2 separate regions of the Homo sapiens genome follow, and region 2 is linked to region 1. Evidence: read pairs that join two places in POLR2A ChIA-PET (ENCODE). Cell type or tissue: Panc1. All regions are shown on one strand. Each heading gives the region's core, and the rest is flanking DNA. Links, peaks and the distances in the headings are about the cores only.

Region 1 (8,846 bases), core at 224-8,223:
CTCACTGCAACCTCCACCTCCCGGGTTCAAGTGATTGTCCTGCCTCAGCCTCCTGAGTAGCTAGGATTACAGGCACGCGCCACCACGTCCAACTAATTTTTGTATTTTTAGTAGAGATGGTGTTTCACCGTGTTGGTCAGGCTGGTCTTGAACTCCTGACCTGGTGATCCTCCTGCCTCGGCCTCCCAAAGTGCTGGGATTGTAGGCGTGAGCCTCTGTGCCCAGCCACATTTTTGTTTTATTAATTTCCGTATCCTCAGCACTTAGCACAGCACTTGATGTTCAGTAAAGTGCACAACAGATTTATTGACTGAGTAGGTAAGGAGGAGTTTTTTCCTTGAACTCTTTCCATGAATTTTTCATCGTGATTAGTTGTCCTTGGAAGGGTGGGATGGGTTTTCACTAGGAAAACCTGGTTTTCTAAGGTACTCATTGAGAGATGTTGAGATGTTTTTTCTGGGGATGTTTCTCTTTGGACAAACATCTCGTGCTTTGGGGCCATTGAATGAAAATACTCTGAGGGCAGAGAAGAGGATGGAGTGTGGAAGTCTTTGGTATTGGTAGTCTTATCTCAGATTTATTGTGGCTAGAATTTTTACCTACTTCATGCTCTTCCCTTGAGGTTTGTTCATGTCCCTTCCAAGACAAATATCACTCGTTACTTCTCTGACCCTACCTAGCTGAGCAGGCTGGTTCCACTTTGAGTTTTCAGTAGCCTGAAGATGTTAATATTTATAGTTCTGTCTTTATGGGCTAGTTCCTACCCTCAACCCCACCAATTCATGTAGAGACAGTTGAGCTTAAAAACTTTAAGAATAGGTTTCTCTAACAATGGTAGAATGTTCAGTTCTAGAGAACACTTGATCCTTTTTTCACAGATTGATTTTGGGGGGCATTTTTAGCAACTAAATCTATGCTAAGTTTGAGGATAAAAAGGAGCAGGCACCCTAAATTCTGTGGGTTATCCCTCATTTTATCTTTCCTTAATTAATTAATTAATTTATTTTTTTGAGATGGAGTCTCGCTCTGTCGCCCAAGCTGGAGTGCAATGGTGTGATCTTGGCTCACTGCAACCTCTGCCTCCTGGATTCAAGGGATTCTCCTACCTCAGCCTCCCAAGTAGCTGGGATTACAGGCATCGGCTACCACGCCTGGATAATTTTTGTATTTTTAGTAGATACAGGGTTCTGTCATGTTGGCCAGGCCACTCTCGAACTCCTAACCTCAGGTGATCTGCCCGCCTCGGCCTCCCGAAGTGCTGGGATTACAGGCATGAGCCACCGCGCCTGACCTATCTTTCCTTAGTTTCTTGGTTGGTACATTAGTTACCTCCATTGATCTTCCGGCTAGAGTAACCTGGATGAGATTTCTCTTTGGGGCGGTTTGGCTACTCTTCTTTAGCTCAGGAAGGCAAAGGGAGTGAAGTGTGCGTTTTTCGTTTTGAGAGAGTCTTGCTGTGTCTCCCAGGCTGGAGTGCAGTGTCCTGATTTCAGCTCACTACCACCTCCGCCTCCCAGGTTCAAGCGATTCTTCTGCCTCAACCTCCCAACTAGCTGGATTATAGCCACCCGCCATCATGCCCGGCTAATTTTTGTTTTTTTGTAGAGACAGGGTTTCACCATGTTGGCCAGGCTGGTCTTGGACTCCTGACCTCAGGTGATTCGCCTGCCTCGGCCTCCCAAAGTGCTGGGATTACAGTTGTGAGCTGCTACGCCCGGCCTGAAGTGTGCTTTTAACACTTTGTAGGAATGCTAGTGGCAAAGCTAAGGCTTTTGCTTAAACCTTTGCGAGGACATTGAAAGCTGCCAGGCCTAGGAGAGAACAGTTAATGGGAGGTGCAAGAATTGGGGATCTGCTATGCATTTGTCTGGACATAGTTCTGATATTATTAGTATAAAGAAATAACTGCATCTTCTAGAATTATATTAGTAGTTCTCATTTTGTGAATAATTTTTTTTTTTTTTTGAGACGGAGTTTCGCTCTTGTTGCCCAGGTTGGAGTGCAATGGCACGATCTCGGCTCACCGCAACTTCCACCTCCTGGGTTCAAGTGATTCTCCTGCCTCAGCCTCCCCAGTAGCTGGGATTACAGGCATGCGCCACCACACCTGGCTAATTTTGTATTTTTAGTAGAGGCAGGGTTTCTCCATGTTGGTCAGGCTGGTCTCGAACTCCCGAGCTCAGGTGATCCACCCACCTCAGCCTCCTGAAGTGCTGGGATTATAGGCGTGAGCCACCGCACCTGACTGAATAATTTCTTTTTATTTATTTATTTTTTTGAGACGGAGTCTCACTTTGTTGCCCAGGCTCATGTGACAAATTACAGTCAAAACTTTGTTTTACGTGCACCGTTATTAAAAATATTGTATAGGCTTGGCTTGGTGGTTCATACCTGTAGTGCAGCACTTTGGGAATCTGAGGCGGGAGGATTGCTTGAGCCCAGAAGTTTGCAGCTGCAGTGAGCTATGATTGTGCCACCATACTCTGGCCTGGGTGACAGAATGAGAGCCTGTCTCTTAAAAACCCCAAAAAGGCTAGGTTTTCAAAAAATACAGTTCATATTTTTGTTGGGCCTGTGTCTTTGTTGCGTATGACAATTGTAAGAATTTATGGTTTTTGTTTATGAGGAACAGTATGGGCATCAAGAAATCCTTGGTGTCTTGGAAAAGGGTGGGTCAGACTTGTGAAAGCTTACAGGATTAATAACAGAAGACTAGGAGGAAAGTAATTAAGGCAGTGACAATCCAAATTTAATGGTAGGTACATTTGAAATATATGGTCAGGTGTGGTGGCTCACGCCTGTAATTCCAGCACTTTGGGAGGCTGAGGCGGGTGGGTCACTTGAGGTCAGGAGTTCAAGACCAGCCTGGCTAACATAATGAAACCCCATCTCTGCTAAAAATACAAGACCTTAGCTGGGTGTTATGGTATCACATGCCTGTAATCCCAGCTACTCGGGAGGCTGAGGCACGAGAATTGCTTGAACCTGGAAGGCGGAAGTTGCAGTGATTGAGATCACGCCACTGTACTCCAGCCTGTAGCACTGTAGCAGGTGAATGTATACCCATGAGAAGTGTTCACTTACAGTTTCTTTGTTCCTTTTTTTTTTTTTTTTTTTTTTTTTGAGACAGAGTTTTGCTCTTGTTGCCCAGGCTGGAGTGCAATGGCGCGATCTTGGCTCACCGCAACCTCCGACTCCTGGGTCCAAGCGATTCTCCTGCCTCAGCCTCCCAAGTAGCTGGGATTACAGGCATGTGCCACCACACCTGGCTAATTTTGTATTTTTAGTAGAGATGGGTTTTCTCCATGTTGGTCAGGCTGGCCTCGAACTCCTGACCTCAGGTGATCTTCCCGCCTCAGCCTCCCAAAGGGCTGGGATTACAGGTGTAAGCCACTGCACCTGGCCTTTTTTTTTTTTTTTTTTTTTTTTAATTGAGACAGTCTTGCTCTGTTGCCCAGGCTGGAGTGCAGTGGTATGATATCGGCTTACTGCAACCTCCGTCTCCTGGGTTCAAGCAATCGCCTCAGCCTCCCGAGTAGCTGGGATTACAGGTGCCCGCCACCACGTCTGGCTAATTTTTGTATTTTTAGTAGAGATGGGGTTTCACCATGTTGGCCAGGGTGGTCTCAAACTCCCGGGCTCAGACAGTCCACCCGCCTCGGCCTCCCAAAGTGCTGGGCATGAGGCACCACGCCTGGCCCACTTAAAGTTTCTAATGCTGTTGGTAGAGACAGCTCCCAGCAACCATCAAAATCAATGGGAAGAATATGGGAGACCTTGTAAAATTTAACAGATCTCTTTTCTTTCTTTTTTTGAGACAGGGTCTTGCTCTGTTGCCCAGGCTGGAGTGCAGTGGCATGATGTCGACTCACTGCACCCTCCGCCTCCTGGGTTCAAGCAAGTCTCCCACTTTAGTCTTACAAGTAGCTGGGATTACAGGGGTGCGCCACCGTGCCTGGCTAATTTTTGCATTTTTAGTAGAGATGGGGGGTTTCACCATGTTTGCCAGCCTGGTCTTGAACTCCTGACCTTAGGTGATCCACCTGCCTTGGCCTCCCAAAGTGCTGGGATTACAGGCATGAGCCACCGCGCCCGGCCACAGATCTCTTTTCATCCTTTTCTTACTCTGTTGTTTTTGCAGCATTCATTACTGTTGACCCCTCTCCTTCTTCAAATATTTGGTGACGCTATACTTTTTTACTTGCTTTCCTGGCTCTTTTTCTCCTGCCCATTCTTCATTTATATATTTTTTTATTTTTATTTTTTATTTTGACACAGGGTCTTGCTCTGTTGTCCAGGCTGGAGTAAACTGGCATGATCATGACTCACTGCTGTCTCCACCTCCTGGGCTCAAGGCTCCCAAGTAGCTGGGACTACAGGTACACACCATCACATCCAGCTAATTTTATTTTTTAATTTTGTAGAGATGAGTTCTTCCTGTGTTGCCCAGGCTGGTCTTGAACGCTTGGGCTCAAGCAGTCGTCCTGTCCTGCCTTGGCCTCCCAAAGTGCTGGGATTGTAGATGTGAATTACTGCACCTGGCCCCTGTCCTTTAAATGTTCATTTTCCTGAAAGTTTCTGTTGTATTCTCCCTATCTCTCGTTCTTAAACCTAGTGGCATATGTATCTCTTGAAGGACTTATTAAGATTATGGCCTACAAAAACTCTTTATGATCTGGCCCCTGTCAGCCTTTCTGGCTTTTCCTTAACTACCTGGGAGTTAGCTAGGTGAAGTATGGGGAAGAAAGTTCTGGGGAGGCACTGCCTACGTAAATCATGGAGGTATAGAGCAAGGTAACAGAGTCTTTGCCAAACTGCACGGAATGGGATGAGGCTACATATGGGATTCTTGTGGGAATTACAGAAAAGACTAGAGAGGTACCTAGGTGCCTGATATTGAAGTCCTTATTTGATAGGCTAAAAAGTTCGAGTTTTGTCTTAAACTATGAAAGCTACTGAAGGATTTACTTTTTAAAAATATCTCTTATAGCAATTTGGAGACTGGATTGGAAAATAGACTGGAATTAGGGAGTCCAGTTTAGGGAGGATCACAATAATCTAGATAAGAAATAGGGTCTAAAGTAGTCATGCAAGTGCAGAGGGATAGATGGACTCAAAATTTTTTTTTTTTTTTTTTTTTTTTTGCTAGGCGGAGTCTCCCTCTGTCTCCCAGGCTGGAGTGCAGTGGCACATTTCGGCTCACTGCAACCTCTGCCTCCCGGGTTCAAGCGATTCTCCTGCCTCATCCTGAGTAGCTGGGATTACAGGTGCACGCCACCACACCCGGCTAATTTTTGTATTTTTAGTAGAGATGGGTTTCACCATGTTGGTCAGGTTGGTCGTGAACTCCTGATCTTAGGTGATCCGCCCCCCTTGGCCTCCCAGAGTGCTGGGATTACAGGCATGAGCCACCATGAGATATTTAATAGATAGGCTGGGTGTAGTGTCTCACACCTATAATCCAGCACTTTGGGAGGCTGAGGTGGGAGGATCTCTTGAGCCCAGTTCGAGACTAGCCTGGGGCAACTTAGTGAGAACCTGCCTCTAAAGAAATATAAGAAAAATTAGCTGGGCCTGGTGGCACACACCTATAGTCCCAGCTATTTGGGAGGCTGAGGTGGGAGGATTACCTAAACCTGGGAATCAAGGCTGCAGTAAGCCACAATCCCACCACATTGCACTCCAGCCTGAGCAATAGAGTGAGACCCTGTCTTTTACTACCCTTGATCTTAGCCAAAAGGCAGAGAAGTGATGACCCTGTCTTTAAAAAAAAAAAAAAAAAAAAAAGAGCTGGGTGTGGTCGCTTACGCCTGTAATCCCAGCACTTTGGGAGGCTGAGGTGGGCGGATCACCTGAGGTCGGGAGTTGGAGACCAGCTTGACCAACATGGAGAAACCCATCTCTACTAAAAATACAAAATTAGCCGGGAGTGGTTGTGCATGCCTGTAATCCCAGCTACTCGGGAGGCTGAGGCAGGAGAATTGCTTGAATCTAGTAGGCGGAGGTTGCTGTGAGCCGAGACACCAGCCTGGGCAACAAGAGCAAAACTCTGTCTCAGAAAAAAAAAAAAAAAAAAGAATCTGTTAGACATGGAGATGTGTACATGCGTGATTGACAAAGCTACAGAGCAAGAGAGAGGATAATAGTGGTAATGAGAAGGATGAGCTCTTGGATGACTTCTAGTTTTCTGGGTTCCATGCTAAGGTGGATAGTGACTTCCATTTATAAATTAGGGAATATAGGAAGATGCACGTTTGGGAACAAAAGATGAGATGTTTGGTTTTTGAATGGTTGAATTTGAGGTACCTGTGGAACCATATGGAAATGCCTGCTAGGTAGTTGGATATACCAGTCCAGAGTCAGAGAAGTTGGGACTGGAGAGAGATTTGGGAGTCAGCAGTATAGTAGTATATACGTTGTAGTTGAAGTGATGGTTTGGGTCAGCTAAGAGGCATGTTGAGACTGAAGAGCTGCAGGCTGAGGAGAGGACTTAGAGAACACTGGTAGTTAAAGGTGTGACTGGTGGAAGTGGAGCCCCAGAAGAAATCTGAGGAGGCCTAAAGATAGATGGAAAACTAGTAAAGCCTGGGCGCAGTGGCTCACGCCCGTAATCCCAATACTATGGGCCTAGGCGAGAGGATTACTTGAGGCCAGGAATTTGAGACCAGCCTGGGCAATATAATGAGACCTCATCTCTATTAAAAAAAAAAAAAAAAAAGAAAACCAGTAAAGTGTGTGTAATGAGAAGTAGGAGGAGTTTCAAGGAGGAGGAAGGCAGTAGTATCACAGGTGGTAGAAAGACCAAGTAGGATAAGGACAGAAAATAACTCACTGGATTTGACAGTCAGGTCATTGGTGTCTTCAGTGAGAGCAGGGTCATTAGAATGATGATAACATTTTGAGGAATAAATGGGAGGAGAGAAAAAACAAACTTTGTCTTTCAAGATGACTGCAAAGAGATGGAGAGAGAGGACAGTAATTAGAGGGAATGTGCAAGGAAGAGTTTTTTAAGATGACAAACTCGAGCATATTTATATATACAGGAGAATGAACAAGACAATACAGAGCCATGATAACAGAATGAAGTTCTTGAGCCTGCAGAGAAGATGCAATCTAAAGTAGGGGTAGAATTATTATCCCCTTCATTAAGAGAAGGAAAAGGTCAGGAAAGGGGTGGGGAGAAATGTTTGGTATCTAAACAAAGGAATTTGAGAGAGTTTCTGCCTTATGACCTTTATATTACTTGTGATGTAGGAGACTTATTTTTTTGGGTCAGGGAGCTGATGTCTTAGCGTAAGGCAGGTTGGTTGAATAGGGGCCTTGAGAAGAGAGGCAAGTTCGAATAGCTGTTGAGAGAGTGGGAGAGATAGCTGCTGAGGGTACTTGTATGGCTAGGCAGGCAAAGATATCATGGGGTAGTGTAAAGGTGGGGGAGCATTTCAAGCAGATACAATAGCCTGGGCAAAGACCTAGAGGTATTAAAGAATATGGTATGAGGCTGGGCACGGTGGCTTACACCTGTAATCCTAGTGCCTTGGGAGGTCAAGGCGGGAGAATTACATCATGTCAGGAGTTTGAAAGCAATCTGGGCAACATTGTGAGACACCCACCTCTACCAGAAGTTAAAGCAATTAGCTGGATGTGGTGGCATGCACCTTTTATCCCAGCTACTTGAGAGATAGGTGGGAGGATCACTTGAGCCCAGGAGTTTGAGGTTGCAGTGAGCTATGATTGCACCACTGTACCCCAGGCTGGTCAACAGAGTGAGACCCTGTCTCTAAAAAAAAAAAAAGATGGCCAGATACAGTGGCTCATGCCTGTAATCTCAGCACTTTGGGAGGCTGAGGCGGGCAGATCATGAGATCAGGAGTTCAAGACCAGCCTGGCCAACCTGATAAAACCCTGTCTCAACTAAAAATACAAAAAATTAGCCAGGCATGGTGGCACTTGCCTGTAATCGTAGGTGCTGGGGAGGCTGAGGCACAAGAATCTCTTGAACCCTGGAGGCGGAGGTTGCAGTGAGCCGAGATCACTCCACTGTACTCCAGCTTGGGTGACAGAGCAAGAATCCGTATCAAAAAAAAAAAAAAAAAGGAAAGGAGAATATGGATGGTATATATGGGGCAGTATTTTGAATGACTGAAGAGAAAGATATATTTAGGGCCTGATTTTATGGTGGGCTTTACAAGCTATATTAAGAAATTTGGCATATGAGACAAAGGTGAACTGAAGATTTTTAATCAGAGAAATGAAATGATTATTTTGTATTTTACAAAGGAAACTGGCAGCAATTTGAAGAAATACTTATACTGGATTTAGAGTAGAGGGAGTGACACTGGTTAGGAGGCTATTGTAGTCTATATAAGAGATACTGAGGCCGAGTGCAGTGACTCATGCCTGTTATCCCAGGACTTTGGGAGGTTAAGGCGGGCAGATCACCTGAAGTCAGAGTTTGAGATCACTATGGCCAATATGGTGAAACCCCATCTCTACCAAAAATACACACAAAAAATTAGCTGGGCGTGGTGGTGGGTGCCTGTAATCCCAGCTACTGGGGAGGCTGAGGCAGGAGAATCACTTGAACCGGGGAGACAGAGGTTGCGGTGAGCTGAGATCGCACCACTGTACTCCAGCCTGGACGACAGAGACTCCATTTACAAAAAAAAAAAAAAAGAAGATATCAAAGTCAGGGTAGCCTAGAGTATGCTGGGTAAAAAACAGTCTCCATATCTCAGTAGCTTGAAACAATTAGTTTCCTTTCCACTGTCACTACATGTCCATCAAAGATAGGCTAAAGACTTTTAGTTGTACAAGGACAAAGACCAACGGCAGCCTGCGCAACCACC
Region 2 (8,846 bases), core at 262-8,261, 190 kb before region 1:
CACAGGGAGGCTCCAGGTCTCCTCCTCACCCTCCCACCCCAGCAGTCTATTGTCTGTTGAGGAAGCCCAAGTGCACGTGACTGAGCCCAAGGGACGAATGGATACAGTGGACTCGGAGATGCATTAAGGACCCAGGACAGGGCATCTGGACATGGCTGTGTGAATGTTTGGCTCGCTCTGTTCCAGCGGCTCTCCCAGAAGTTGGGAGGGGTGAAGATCCCCTTGGGCTGTCCGCTCTTGGGTCCATGGCTTGAAGAAGAATCCCCTTCTGCTCACTATGAACATGGCTTATGACCTCGCAGAGAGCAAAGATAAGGAGACCCAGAGCCAGGAAAAGGTCTCAGCCCCCAGGATCCTCTCCACCTTCCCATCCTCCCTCAGCTGAACATGGTAGCCTCAGAAGGAAAGGTACATTGGCATTTTGTGCTTTCGTATCTGGGTGTTGGGGGAATGGTGAGAAGTCACACTGCATTGGGCTTTCTGGTGGGGTCTAGACCAGAGGGTGGGTAGGGAAAAAGAAGGGCTGGGTAAAGAGGATACATCAAGAATCTAGGGCTGGCCAGATGCAACGGCTCATGGCTGCAATCCCAGCACTTTGGGAGGGCAAGACTGGTGGATCACTTGAGCCCAGGAGTTCAAGACCCTGGGCTACATAGTGAGACCCTAACTCTACAAAAAAAAAAAGGGAAGAAGAAGAATCTAAGGGCTTTCCAGTGGTTCCATGCCTCAGTCTTTGTCCCTCAACTGCTGCAACTGCAGTTGAGGGACAAAGATAGCAACATCTTTTATCTTACACCCTGTCCCCTTCTCCTTTCACCAGACCCCCTCCTCCAATGGCTGGGGCCAACCGATCTCTTCCATATCACTTCACCCCACCTACCCCCACTACAGCCTCCCCTTCCCTCTGCCAAGACAGCAGCCTCGGTGATATAACAAAACCTTTATTCTCAGAAAACAGGAAAAACAAAATTAAAAAACAAAACCAATAATTTCTATCTGGCCCCTGCCCCAGCCCTCCCACCCACCCACATATCCTCCTTTTGGGGGGACCATGATGCATGCATAGGGATGGGAGCTGAAGGAAACTGTGTTCCTTGGGCAGAAAAAAGTCCTTGGGTCTAGGTGTTCTCCTCCAAGTTGATATCCCTCCCAGCCTTGCCCACCCTCCAGACACACCAAGAAGGAGGAATTCTGGAGCAGTGCCAGAAGGACTGCCCTGAAGCTCCTTGGGGAATAGGCGGCTGAGTCAGCACCACCCCCATGGTTTTCACCAGTTACAGCTCATCTTCATCCAGCTTGGCAAGTCTGGCTTGGCAGGGAGGGGTTTTTGGAGTTGGAGAGACTGGAGGAGAGTCATGGGGAGCCTGGGGGATGTCACCAAGGGCCTGAAGAAAAGATTCAAGTCAGAGGATCAAAAAGGCCAGAAATCTACCCTCACTTCTCTCTTTTCAGTTTAAGTCCCTAGCCAAGCCACCTCCTCTTGCTAGATATCTTAGACTGTCTGAGACTATCAGCTTCTCCAGAGTTAAAATAGAGGGGAGAAGCGTAAGGGATGGGAAGTAGGAAGGACCAGATAAAAGGAAGGAATGATATGGGGAGGGAACTTGGGGTCCCAGAACAAGAGAGGCTCTCCCCTTTTTATCCCTACAATGAGGGAGCTCTATTCGTCATACCTGTTTATCCAGTGGCAAGAGGGCTCTGGCCACCTCCCCTTTGGGTGACAGCAGCAGAGAGGGGAGAGAGCCATTGATGGGTGTGTGTGTGCTGCCCTGGGCCTGATCTCCAAGCTGAATTCTTCCAGGGCTCCCCACTCCAGGCCCTCTTGGCCGCCCCAGGCTGTTGGTCTGGCTCTCCCGTCTCTGGTACTCAATGGGTGACTGCAATGCTGGAGCAAAGAGAGGAACAGAAGGAGGGTTACCGCAGAGACAGGTCTGCTCCCTAGGGCCTGTATCATTCTCCCACTTTGCCCTCCCTCCCTGTCAGCCAATGTCAATTGCTTAGGGCTTTAGGGGATTCTATCAAATTTTGAGCTAGCAGTGGAAAAGGGGATGGGCCATGGTCAGAGGGTAGGTACTGGAGACTGGGCAGTGAGGGATTCAGGAGGTTAAGGGGCTGAGAGAGCACATCGGGAAGAAAGGATGAGAGCTTCACCGTTGAGGAAGTCCCGTTGGCTCTCCAAGATCTGAGCCACATGCTTGATCCAGGCCTGACTGATAGCAGGGTCTGCAGCCTGCAGGACATAGCGCTGGATCCCACCCTCTGGCCCTCTGGAGGTCAGTGCAAAGCGGCAAGGGTCACCTTGGAGGTTCCCCTCCAGTCCCAGGCAGCTCACCTGAATTGGCAGATAGGAGACAGCCCCCAGATTCCTCAGGCCCTCCCTGGCTCCTCTGAGACATCCTCTCAGAGGCCTCATGCCCTCTCTCTCTCCAAGCCCTCCCTCGTGGCCTTCTCCCCACCTTAATGCTGTTCTTGTATACATATCCAGGCTGTGTTCCACCTCTCACTCCTCCTCCCAGGGCTTCACTGAAGATGATGATTTGCTCAAAGAGGAAGACGCGCCTCTCTCGACCTCGGGAAGACAGCAGCCCTCCAGCCTCAGGCTCGGTGACCCAGAAAGTGTCCTGGCCCAAGAGCTTCCCCTGAGCAGTCAGTTTGCCCTGAAACCAAAAGGATAGTGGCCTTGGAAAAAGAACAAGAAAAAGGACAATTCTCTGCTCCTCCCTTCCTCGCCTGACATGCCCAACCAACCATGGGGTCAGCCCCAGGAGAAGACAACTCCCCATAAGGACCTCCTGAATGCTAGGGCTGGGGCAGAAGAGCATCGGGCCTCCAGTTTCTTGCCCTATCTCCGTACCTCAAATCCCCGCAATCTCCCCAGCGTCATCATATCGTTGCAGCGCTTGGGCACAAAGCACATGACCTCCACAGCTTGCTGGGACACAGGTGAGGGAGGCGCATTGTTGGGCGAAGAGAGTCATTATTGGGAAAGAGGCCTCCTCGGCCAGTTGCCTCTTCAGACGGTATCTCAACCCCAACCAGCCTCCCCCTAAAAACCAGACAGCTGTAAACCACCCAAGGGGCTGGGGGAACCCATGAGATACTAGGAGGATAAGGAGCACATGGTGTGTCCTGGAAGATCTGGGGTCCTCACCTCTAGGTCTGCAGTATCCATCCCAGCTCTATTGTAATACTTGAGAAAATCCTAAGACAGAGAGAAGAAATGCTCAGGGAGGTCACGAGGACACCCTTAGAAGCTCTCACATCCTCCCCTGAGGACACCAGTGAGGGCCCTCAGGAAGTCTGGGGGAGCCCTAAGAACCCTGGGGAGATGAATGAGGAAACAGCTGTGCCAGCCAGCTGTGCCCCCAGGAAAAAGGGGGTCCTGACCTTGAGCAGCAGCTGGTATTTCATGATCCGCTGCACAGGTTTGATGAGGAGGTCGTTCAGCTGCAGGCGGTGCCCCAGCTGCTGCCGGAGCTCCTGGGGACAGGGACAGGGTGGTTATGCAGCCTGGAAAGCCCCAGTTCTGTCCTCCTTCCCACCAAGACATCTCAGCTACTGACCTCAAAGTAGCTGTCCCCAAACTCTGACACCACATGCTCTGACTTGGGCTTATTCTGACAGTACACCACATACATATGCAGCCGGCGCTCCTAACAGGGGTAATGTTTAAGAGAGAGCAGGGTGGGCAAGGAGGGAGGACGCATCTCCAGAGAATCCCAGCCCATTCCTAAGCCCCGCCCCAGGCCCTGCCCCCTCAAGCCTCACGTGTTTGATGAATAGCTGAGCCAGCCAATCAGGATCTTTCAGACACCGTTGTAGCTCTTGCAAGAAATAGCTGGAGGGGTTGGTAGAGAAGCAGCAGGTCAAATACATTTCACAACCCCCACCTCGCCCACTCCCAGCAGTTTCGAGCTGTCTGCCCTGGTAGTGTGCCCTACAAAACTTCTCCAAACATTCCTTAAGTCGCAATGGGCTGATGTTAGGATACAGGACAACCAGATGAGGGCCCCTCTCCAGCACCTAGCTGTCAGAGTTCCACCACTCACTCTCGGTGCCACTCATAGATTTGCTGGATATTCCCAAACACAATCCTGTCACGGCCTCGAAGACTCTCGGGGACCCCCTGAGCAGCCATGGTGGCCATATAACCCTGTGGGAAAGTTGAGGTTGGGTCATGAGCATGTGGTGGCCCTCTCCCCACCTTAATGGTGCTCCTGTACACAAATCCAGGGTGTGTTCCACCTCCCCCTCCCTGGTGGGAGCCGCCCTGCCCCCAGAGTAGGAAGGTCCAGGAGTGGGGAGGCTTGAGAGGTGGGACAGAGGAGCGCCCAGGCACCTCCTGAAAATAGCCCTGGGCAGATGGAAAAGCAGGCAGGAGGGGCTGGGAAGGGGTAAAGGGAGCTACCTCCACAATCTGCCCCAAGTCGTCCACGTACATTTTCTCTGTTTCTACCAGTTCACTCAGGACATACCTAGGATGAAAGCAGGAGGAGGCCCCCACTTCAGCGTCGGAGCTCATCCTTGGTTCAGCCCGTTCCTCCCTCCTCCCCTTTATCATCATAGCCAACCTTGGAGGAAATTCCATCTAAAATGTGAGGGACAGTCTTCTGGAAGTTGTGCAACTGCAGGGAAGGGCTGTGGACACTTACATACTCCTTTCCAGAGCCTTCTTCTTCTGTTCCTCCTCACTCTCAGGGGCTTGGGACAAAGTCTCCTCTTCAGGTGGCTGGAAGGAAAGAACATCCTAGGGTGAGCAAACGAATGCCCCTTGAGTGAAAGGAGCCTCCCCAGAGCCTGTCCTCACACCTGCGTCTTATCTCCAGGGCCCTCCAACAGTGTGGTCAGCAAGGTCAGTTCCGGCAGCTCCTCTCCTGTGGCTAGAGCTGGCTCCAACATCCAGTTCTGGGGGCCAGAAATCAAGTGTCAGAGGTCGGGGACAGTAGCTGGGTGGCCCCAACTTGCCCTCTCTGCCAGTGTCCTTCATAGATGTCCCACATGCTTTGGTGCCGTTCCCTGCTCACCTCATATGGTCCTGCCTGACCACTGTCTGCCTCAGTTTCCACACTGAGACAATGTTTGGAATGATCCAACCATCTCCTCAGGCCACTGACGGGCCCTGGGGGGCCTGGGGAACAGGGGCCAGAGCTGAGGCCAGAGCTGGGGCCAGAGGGGGCAGCCAGACCGGAGGCAGCAGAAGCCGATATACTCCCCTCACTGCCCGCAATGGAATAGGATTCTAATGGGAGGAAAAAGAGAGGAGGTGATAGACCTTGCCCCAGCTCCAGACTCAGGGTCCCCAGGGAACTCCCAGGGTCTTCTCTTCATGATGCTCAGCCTCTCTCTCCAAGGGCTCACTCTCTTGCCATCCTCATTTGAGTTGGCCAGGATAGAAAATTTCACCAGGGCACCCCTGGGAGAAAGCACAGTAAGGTAAACGCCTGGCTCTCCAGGCCTGGAACCCCCAGTTACATGTGGAGGTTCCCCATATCCTGAGCATAGCATAGATATGGGGGTGGGGGCAGCCATCTGGGCAGACATTGGAAGCTGGGGGTGGCCATCTGCTCTCCTACAACCCTCCCTCTTTCAATGGGTACAGACCATTCTCTGGGAAGAGGGGAGGATGAGCTGGGTCCATCTGCCACTCCCAGTCCCCTCCTCCACCAATTGCAGTAATCACTATAAAAAGAAAAGACTTCTGCAGCCCACCTCCCCAACACATGCGTAGACCCAATAGAGGAGGCCAGTGAGGAGGGTCCATCAGGGTTATCGTTGGCCTGTGCTCAGCGACAGAGAGCTGTGATTCCTTATAAAGCCCCTTGTAGAACCACCTCATTCTCATTCCTCCATTCTCCTGTCCCTCTTCAGAAGTAGATTCTTAGCAAAAGGTTTGAGGAAAATAATCGGTTCTAGGCCTAAGGGGATTGTGGGTGGGTTTTTCTCAAACCCATTTGACAAAGGGAAAGAGATGAGTTCCCTGCCCCTTCCCCTATTTCCTTAACTTGAACTAACAGAAATTTGGAGGCAGAAGGGACCTTAGGGATCACTTAAGAAACCACTTTCCTGGAAAACACATACAGTCTCCAACCCTAAATCCCAAGGGCCAGGGCAAACAGATGCCCTGAACCCCCAGCCCGCCCCCCACTCAACACTGGACCCTCTCGACCTGGCACTCACCACGTCCCCCCCGGGCGAAGCAGCAGCCGCATTTTGCCAGCACTTTTCGGATCACACGGGGACAGGCACAGCGACCCCCTTTGTGCCCCCCCCGCATGGCGCCCGGGCCCCCCCGCGCCCCCCACCCGGGCCGGCCATGCAGGGGGAATCACGGGGGGCGGGGCGGGGACGGCGCCGGGCGCACACCCCCCCTCCCTCCTACCCCGGTCCAGGCTGTGGGAGGGGGGGAGGGAGGGGACCGGGAGGAGGTGTCCAGGGGTAGGCGGAAGTCTAGTCTTGAGGAGGGCTGGGGGCTCTAGAGAGAGAGAGGCGCGGGGCCCGGCCGCCGGGCTGGGCGGGGAGGGTTTCCGGAACCCTGTCGGTGCGGGGGCCTAGGGTCCAGATGTCCAGTGGAAGGGGGAGGGATGGTAGGGGAGGCTGGGCCGGGATGCGGCAGCCGCTCCAGCTGTCTCCGGCCTCTGGTTAGGGGTGGCTCTAGGCCCGGGCCGGGGAGGAGGCGAGGGCCGACCCCCGAGCCACTGGCGCTGTGCGGGTCCCAGCGGAGCGGAGAGCTGAATAACAGGCCTGGCCGCGGGGCCGCCACGAGGCGGGGCCTCTGCGGCCCAGCTCCGCCCTCTCCATCGCGTTCCCCCTCCTGCCTGCGCCGGGTTCCCGCCCCGATCGCCCCTCCCCCAGACACCACCACGTTCCCACTCCACGTCCCCAGCGCTTTTTCCCCTCCCCAGCCCGTGCTCCCCTGCCCCGGGGTCCCCCTCCCTCTCGCATCCCGGGCTCTGCGGAGCGCTGGGGTCGGGGTTCAGCCTGTCTGCAGGGTCTGCCCAGGTCTCCCCTTGGCCTCTGCGATGAAGGAGGACTCAGTGGATGGGGCCTTGGCCTGTGCGAAGATGTTCTGGGTTTGGGGCTGTCCCCGGCCGAGTGGACAGAGGCCCCCTGGTACGGGGTGCGTGTATGGGGAGTCTTTTGTGGGTGAACACAACCCAGATGCCGCCCTCTCTCAGGACCCTTCTTTCCTCCAGGCCCCGGGACTCCAGCTAAGACTAATCGCCAATTAAGGCGAAGTCCTGGAGCCCGGGCTGGCGAGGGGCCAGGGGTGGGGCGCGGGGACACTCTGCCTGCGAGGGCTCGGGATCGACTGGGATGGGGGACACACATTGGACTCGAAGGCAAGAAGAGTGGAGGTCTCTGCGATTAAATGGGTCTCATGCAAATTAGATGCGAACTTTATGCTAATAAGAATAGAATATTTTTGAATTCGCCACTTGGCGCAGGATAGCAAACTGTGCCCCACCCCACCCCCAGCTTCTTACCGGGCTGCAGAGCCCCGGCGAGGACCTCATGTTCGCGATCCCTTCTGTGATCTCCCTCCGTACGTTCAGACTCTGGCTCGGTACCCACCAACCCTAGAGGGCTTCTCCTTGGGGGCTGCGGGGACAGAACCACTGTAAGGAACCTGCCCTCCTAGGCAGCCCTGACCTCCCCCTTCCCCTTCTCCTACCTGTCAAAACCCACATTGTTATAAAAGGCTCGCCCAGAACGGGGCTATGGCCCTCGTAATAGAATTCATGTATTCCTGCGACTGCCCCGCAGAACTCGTTTTCGGATAAGTTGAGTTGTGGGTGCAGCCCTCCTGAAGGCCCCGAAAGACCCCCGACCCCACCGCGAGCCCCCATTCTTACCCCCTCCTGCCCAGGGAGGGCGCATGCGCGCAGCATGCCCCCCATGACCCCCAGTATCCGGTCAGTGCGGCCAGGGGCGGGGCGGTCCGGGGGCTTCATACTGAACCCCCACCCTGCTCCAAGTTTCAGGGTCGAGGGGGCACTGAAGCTGGGGGGCTTTGAGGCCTGCGCGCGTCCGGGGAGTTGCTGCTGCGGAATCCGCCCCCTGCCCGGCTCCGCCCCCACTCCCACCCCAGCCAAACTTCGCAGAGTGGCTAGGGTTGTTTTCTCTACAACCATAGTTGAACAACAAAAAAACACCCTCTTAATACTAATTCCAACATCGAAGTGACCCAGGGTTTCTCAGTGTTACTACAGAGCCCGCTGGTGCATCCCGTTTCCCCAGGTCCTCAGGAGGCAGAGGGACTGGGAGTGCACGCAGGGATCACCCCATCATCCCCTCTCCCCTTTCCAGCAGGTCCCTCTCCCCACCCCACCCCCACCCAGTCCCTGGAAAAGAACGGGTGTGGCATAAAGAGTTGCATATTTTACTTTATTTTTATTAAATTAAAAGCTACAGTCTGGCAGCGATTCCAGAACAGGGTAAGGAGGTTCCTCACAGGGGTCAGAGAAGAGCGGAGAAAGACAGACTGACGGAGACTGAGACACAGGAGAGAAAGGACAAGGTTAAGGGAGAACTGTATCTGATGAACACACACAGCCGGCTCCATGGCGGGTGACGGGGAGCTCACATCAGCCCAATTTCTCCTCCCCGGCACCCGAAGTTCAGCGGTGGAGCAGTATGTGGGGGCGGTTAGGAATCAAGAGACCCTCCCTTCCCCACCCTAGGTCCTTTCTCGGCTTGGTCGTGGAGCACAGCACATACCAGAAAAAGCCAAGGGCAATGGAGGGGCAGGGAAACCGGGAGTATATGTACACGGGGAGGGGAGAACAGAGCCTTGGAGGTCGGCCTCTGCCAGAAGGGAGTGGCTCACACTGCATTGAAACACTTGG

The links. ChIA-PET counts read pairs that join two places held together with the same protein. Peaks named below come from ENCODE experiments on the same cell type or tissue, not always from the same donor. Only the 100,000 strongest peaks of a DNase experiment are listed, where the experiment ranks them.
Region 2: POLR2A ChIA-PET joins it to region 1 with 20 read pairs; 2 of 35 experiments call an interaction of 5 or more read pairs at or near these places.

What each region holds. Positions count from the first base shown.
Region 1 is chr12:57,418,392-57,427,237 of GRCh38, reverse strand. All of the region lies in intron 1 of R3HDM2 (R3H domain containing 2), which reads left to right. Among named protein-coding and RNA genes, the nearest start is that of R3HDM2, 8.2 kb to the left of the region's middle. RefSeq lists a silencer at 6,706-6,906. In Panc1, for the core only: no CTCF peak of the experiment used is centred there; no DNase peak of the experiment used is centred there.
Region 2 is chr12:57,609,323-57,618,168 of GRCh38, reverse strand. It overlaps ARHGEF25 (Rho guanine nucleotide exchange factor 25), which reads right to left and starts at 6,734. Exons shown (of 15, transcript NM_182947.4): 1 at 6,178-6,734; 2 at 5,025-5,239; 3 at 4,810-4,905; 4 at 4,653-4,729; 5 at 4,409-4,475; 6 at 4,050-4,153; 7 at 3,769-3,838; 8 at 3,564-3,653; 9 at 3,388-3,480; 10 at 3,152-3,202; 11 at 2,855-2,932; 12 at 2,457-2,657; 13 at 2,152-2,332; 14 at 1,674-1,885; 1 more. The coding sequence starts at 6,274. The coding sequence ends at 1,275. DTX3 (deltex E3 ubiquitin ligase 3) reads right to left here. Exons shown (of 7, transcript NM_178502.4): 7 at 8,367-8,846. RefSeq lists a silencer at 6,322-6,841. In Panc1, for the core only: no CTCF peak of the experiment used is centred there; no DNase peak of the experiment used is centred there; H3K4me3 peaks cover 1,274 bases; H3K27ac peaks cover 301 bases.